Regions from separate parts of the Homo sapiens genome. Here region 2 is linked to region 1. Evidence: read pairs that join two places in POLR2A ChIA-PET (ENCODE). Cell type or tissue: PC-9. All regions are shown on one strand. Links, peaks and the distances in the headings refer to the core of each region. The heading gives the core; the rest is flanking DNA.

Region 1 (2,901 bases), core at 92-2,591:
GGCTCACTGCAACCTCCACCTCCCTGGTTCAAGCGATTCTCCTGCCTCAGCCTCCCGAGTAGCTGGGATTACAGGCATGTGCCACTACGCCCAGCTAATTTTTTATTTTTTTTTCCTTTTTTTTTTTTGAGAGAGTCTCGCTCTGTCGCCCAGGCTGGAGTGCAATGGCACCATCTCAGCTCACTGCAATCTCCGCCTCCCGAGTTCAAGCGATTCTCCTGCTTCAGCAGCCTCTTGAATAGCTGGGATTACAGCCGCCCACCACCACGCTTGGCTAAGTTTTGTATTTTTAGTAGAGACGAAGTCTCACCATGTTGGCCAGGCTGGTCTCAAACTCCTGACCTCAGGTGATCCGCCCGCCTTGGGCCCCCAAAGTGCTGGGATTACAGGCATGAGCCACTGTGCCCAGCCAATTTTTTTGGATTTTTAGTGGAGACGGGATTTCGCCATGTTGGCCAGGCTGGTCTTGACCTGAGGCGATCCACCCACCTAGGCCTCCCAAAGTGCTGGGATTACAGGCATGAGCCACTGTGTCCGGCCGACAATGCTGTATTTTTTCTTCTATGTTTTCTTCCAAAAGAGGTATAACGATCGCCGGGTGCAGTGACTCACGCCTATAATCCCAGCACTTTGGGAGACCGAGGTGGGCGGATCATCTGAGGTTGGGAGTTCAAGACCAGCCTGGCCAACATGGTGAAACCCCATCTCTACTAAAAACACAAAAAATTAGCCAGGTGAGGTGGCACGTGCCTGTAATCCCAGCTACTCGGGAGGCTGAGGCGGGAGAACTGCTTGAACCCCGGAGGCAGAAGTTGCAGCGAGCTGAGATCGCGCCATTGCACTCCAGCCTGGGCGACAGAGTAAGACTCTGCCTCGAGGAAAAAAAAAAAAAAAAAAGAGGTATAGCTATCATTAACCAAAGTACTAAGGATTTCAAAGATTTCCTTCCATATTACATATAGTACAAATCCTCTGAAGATTTTAATTGGTTGTAACCACTTATTTTGGAAACCAATTGTATAAGTACAAAATTCAGAGTATCACAAAAGATCTGTGATGTTGGCCACAGCTGTCAAAGTCCCAGGTATTTAAGATGCCATTATACTGCCTCTTTTTTCTCCCTTCCAAAGTAAACCACTTGTGCTCTCAAATGCACCAGGATCAATCACCTACAAAAAATACTATTCTAAGAAATAGGAGTCTGGGTATGGTTGCTCACGCCTGTAATCCCAGCACTTTGGGAGGCTGAGGTTGGTGGCTCGCCTAAGATCAAGAGTTTGAGGCCAGTGTGGCCAACATGGGGATACCCTGTCTCTACTAAAAATACAAAAATTAGCCGGGCGTGGTGGTGCACACCTGTAATCTAGCTACTCGGGAAGCTGAGGCAGGTGAATCGCTGGAACCCAGGAGGCAGAGGTTGCAGTGAGCTGAGATCGCATCACTGCACTCCAGCCTGGTCAACACAGCGAGACTCTGTCTCCAAAAAAAAAAAAAAAAAAAGAAAAAAGAAAAAAAAAGAAACAGAGGAAAGTAGTTAGGTGGCAGCCACTAAGAGCTAAGAGGTCATGAAACCGAAGGTAGGGTTGAGGCCCACATCTTGGGCTTGGCTTGAATCCTGCATGTGTGAGGGGCTACAGGTAAGTTCAAGGAGGTAACATGTTTGAAAATCCACACACAAAAAAATAAAGAAAAATACAAAATGAAACAAAACGAAAATCCACACACAGCCAACTTCATCTTAGAGCCACATACAACAAGTATAAAAGAGGGTGTCTTTGAATAACATCAAATCCATTTTTCAGTTTCACTACATAAAAAGGACAGATGGAAAGATAGTTAACATCAAAAAGGTCTTGACATTCCTAGAACAAAAAAGCTTCCAAAGGGGTATAAATCCACAAGCCTTCAGAATCTAGAAGACTAATTAATTTAATTGCGGTCATCAAACAGAAATCTTATAATGCTCTCCAGGAATTAGCTAATGACGAAGAAGGGAGAATGTTCAGGTACCATGACTTGAATCATTTCAAATTACATAATTCATGGTACTTTAAAATCTATAGTAAGCAATCATTTTTTTAGAATGTGGGAAACTGAGGATAAGGCTAGATTACCAAAATGTCTAAACTATTAAATATCTACAATAGTGAAAGATACCACGTAAAGGTAAGATAGCAAAGAGACTGGTGACACTGGATCACATTCCAAGTGGTAATCTGCAAACCAACTACAAAGCCACCTTTGAACATCAAAAAGGAGCCTTTGAGCTGTCAGCTAGATGGAAGAAAACTAAATGAATAAGCCCTTCTCTTCACTTTTGCAAACTGCTGGAGATAAAGTGGATAAAAGAGTTAATTTTTCATCATTAGTGTCAGTTATTCATCCAAATATTCCAGTTAGAGCCAGAAAACTTTTTTTTTTTGAGATGGAGTCTCACTCTGTTGCCCAGGCTGGGGTGCAGTGGTGCCATCTCAGCTCACTGCAACCTCTGCTATCTTAGTTCAAGCGATTCTCCTGCCTCAGCCTCCCAAGTAGCTGGGATTATAGGCGCCCGCTACCACACTCAGACAATTTTCGTATTTTTAGTAGACAGGGTTTCTTTCTTTCTTTTTTTTTTTTTAGATGGGAGTTTCGCTCCTGTTGCCCAGGCTGGAGTGCAATGGCGTGATCTCGGCTCACCACAACCTCCTCCTCCCGGGTTCAAGCCATTCTCCTGCCTCAGCCTCCCAAGTAGCTGGGATTACAGGCATGTGCCACCACCCCAGCTACTTTTGTATTTTTAGTAGAGACAGGGTTTCTCCATGTTAGTCAGGCTCGTCTTGAACTCCTGACCTCAGGTGATCCACCTGCCTCGGCCTCCCAAAGTGCTGGGATTACAGGCATGAGCCACCACGCCCGGCC
Region 2 (2,901 bases), core at 218-2,717, 85 kb after region 1:
GCCTCATTTTCCCCAAGTGTAAAATGGGGATAAAATAATACCTCAGAGGTAGCTATTAGAGATATCGTCATTGTCGTCTTGTTTTGATTCCCCCCCCCCCCCCGAGATGGAGTCTTGCTCTGTCGCCCAGGCTGGAGTGCAGTGGCGTGATCTCGGCTCACTGCAACCTTTGCCTCCCAGGTTTAAGCAATTCTGCTACTTCAGCCTCCAGAGTAGCTGGGATTACAGGCGTGCGCCACTAAGCCCAGCTAATTTTTGTATTTTTAGTAGAGACGGGGTTTCACCATGTTGGCCAGGCTGGTCTCGAACTCCTGACCTCGTGATCCGCCTGCCTCGGCCTCCCAAAGTGTTGGGATTACAGGCGTTAGCCACCGCACCCGGCCTTGTTTTGATGATTAATCTGCCTCTATTACAGGCTTATTTGGCTGTACCCTGGCCGCTTCTTTCCTTATCCCTCTCCCTAGCTGCTCGCCATAAAGAGCAGGCTGTACTACTTATGTCCGCTGTGTCCGTCCATGACACAGAGTTGGCAAATACCAGACCCTCAGCACATTTGTTGAAATGGATGAATCTCAAAGGATTCTCTGGGAATCTGGTGGCTAGAGAGGGGTCGGGACCGCGAGGGACTCTCGCGCTCAGCAAGGCGAGGAGCTGCTTTCCTGGAGTATGGAAACTGAGTCAGCGCCTCCCTCCCTCATAACCAAGGGCCTGCGGGACTGTCTGAACACGTGGGTTTGACAGGTCAGAAAAAGGGAGAACCAAGAGAGTGGATGCTCAGAAAACATGAATGGGAAAGACAGACTGAGAAGGAGGAAAGTGGGATGGAGAGGGCCAGCTGAGACGTGGGCCAGGAGCCGGAGCGGAGATGAAGGGTGAGGACCGGGGCGGGGGACGAGCTGCGAGGAGGGTTTTGGGCCCTGGGGACTGCGTGGTAGCAGCGGAGGCGGGTACAATGCTCCGACGCAGAAGGAAGAGCGTCGAGGCTCCGGGTGGGACCTGAGAAGGCACCCGGCGTGCGGCGGCGCTGGGTTGGAACCGCCGACTCCGCGGGTCTTCGGCGGCGGGCGCTGCAGGTGCAGGAGGCGGAGCCACGCGGGGGCGGGGCCTGTCGGGGCGGGGCCGACGAGGGCCGGGGGCGGGGCGCGCCGCTTGTCTCCTGCGAGAGCCGCGGGGGCCGCGGAGCTGGAGCCGGAGCTGAAGCCGGAGCCGGGTTGGAGTCTGGGCGGGGGCCGGGCCGGAGCGGGCTCCAGAGACATGGGGTCGACCGACTCCAAGCTGAACTTCCGGAAGGCGGTGATCCAGCTCACCACCAAGACGCAGGTGCGCCACGGGGGCCCCGGCGTCCCCATCCACCTGCCGGGCTGGGGGCTGGGCAGGGCCGGGGGTACGCGAACTTGGCTCGTCGGGAGATGGGGGGACGGGCGGGCCCCGAGCGTAACGCCAAGGCCAGCGCCGGAACGGGACCCCGCGGCCTGTACCTGGAAGCTCCATCCCCTGGCCCTAGTCCCCCACCCTCAGCCTCCTCTCCTGGGAACACCCCTCTCCCCGAAGCCGCTGCTGCCACCTTAGGCTGACGTGTGCCTACTCCCCGAGCCGGCGACACAGCTGTCCGCCCCCTGTCCCGCCCCGCGGCGTCCCCAGCTTCGCATCTCCAGCCTCCCGCCGCCCCCACCCACCCATCCACCGTCCGCTCCCCTCCCTGCCCCTCATTGCCCGCGGGTCCCGGACGCACAGTCCCTGTTGACTCAATGCAAACAAAGCCTGGCTGGCGTCCGCCCGGGTCGGAGAAACAGCTGGTGTGCGCGGCAGCGGCCTCGCTGGGCCCTGGTCGATGCCCGTGGGCAGGGAAGGCCCAGGTCTTCCTGGGAACACGCAAAGAGTGGCGGGCAGCGAGGCAGCCTGGTGGGGGGCCCTGTCCCCAGGCCTACTGAGCACAGCCTCCCAGCTGGGGACCTCTCCAGGGGCCTTCCCCGAGGCCCTGCAAGGGAAAGGCTGTTAGCCTGTGTGCTCTGTTCTCTGGCTCAGGGATGGGGACCCGCAGGATGGCCCTCAGTCAGCTGGTGAGGGGCCTAAGGACCCTCCAGCCTAGTCCATGCTCATAACTCTCCTGTGAGTCCACAAGTGGCCCAATAGCCACCTCCTTATACCACCTGGCCCCAGCAAGACTGCTTCTCTGCCCACCCCTTCTCTCCTGGCTTTTTGAATCAGGCCACCGTGGCCACAGAGATGCTCGGCCCTGACTCCCCATGTCCCCCATTTTCAGGGGACACAGGACCTGCTGCCATCTGGGATCTTCCTCTTTCCTGGCCCCCCCACCTCCTGCTCTCCAGGGCTCTCTCTTGCTGCTGGAGGTTAGAGTGGGATGGAGGAAGCCAGCTCCCACAGCCAGCTGGTCACAGCTCCAGGGGCCAGACCTTGCTCCCTCACCCCTTTCCCCACCCTGGAAGGGTCAAATGTGCAGCAAATGCCCAGGGCCTCTGGAGAGTCCAACCCCGGCTGAAAGGCTCTTGATAGAAACCAGACCGCACTTCTCTCCATTCCCTACGGCTCCTGGGTCGTTCTGGAGCTTGGCTTTTTTAGGATGGGGTTTTCGTTCTGTGGGTGGCAGGGAAGGTGGCAAGTGGGCTAGCCCCTCAGTGTAGGGCTGCAGGGAGAGGAGTGGGGAGGCAGGGAGGAAGGGAGGCTCCCATGTTTACCTGCCTGGGGAAGAAACTCCTTGTTGGAGGATTGCACTGTGGGCTCGGCAGCTGGGGTCCTTTGCCAGGCCAGTGGGGCCAGCTCAGCAGAGTACCAAAGGCTCTGGAGTGGCCTAGATTCCTACCTGCTCAGGCCTTTTCCCCAAAATACTGTGTCCCTCTGTCTTTCCCTGGCTACAGCCCTATGATGGGCCACTTGAGATGG

Evidence for each region. ChIA-PET counts read pairs that join two places held together with the same protein. Peaks named below come from ENCODE experiments on the same cell type or tissue, not always from the same donor. Only the 100,000 strongest peaks of a DNase experiment are listed, where the experiment ranks them.
Region 2: POLR2A ChIA-PET joins it to region 1 with 12 read pairs; 19 of 35 experiments call an interaction of 5 or more read pairs at or near these places.

Annotation. Positions count from the first base shown.
Region 1 is chr17:75,055,552-75,058,452 of GRCh38, reverse strand. The region is part of intron 3 of KCTD2 (potassium channel tetramerization domain containing 2); the gene reads right to left. Among named protein-coding and RNA genes, the nearest start is that of KCTD2, 9.8 kb to the right of the region's middle. In PC-9, for the core only: no CTCF peak of the experiment used is centred there; no DNase peak of the experiment used is centred there.
Region 2 is chr17:74,971,010-74,973,910 of GRCh38, reverse strand. HID1 (HID1 domain containing) reads left to right here and starts at 1,152. Exons shown (of 19, transcript NM_030630.3): 1 at 1,152-1,320. The coding sequence starts at 1,255. All of the region lies in intron 1 of HID1-AS1 (HID1 antisense RNA 1), which reads right to left. RefSeq lists a silencer at 1,088-1,197. In PC-9, for the core only: no CTCF peak of the experiment used is centred there; a DNase peak (open chromatin) is centred at 1,740; H3K4me3 peaks cover 1,975 bases; H3K27me3 peaks cover 346 bases.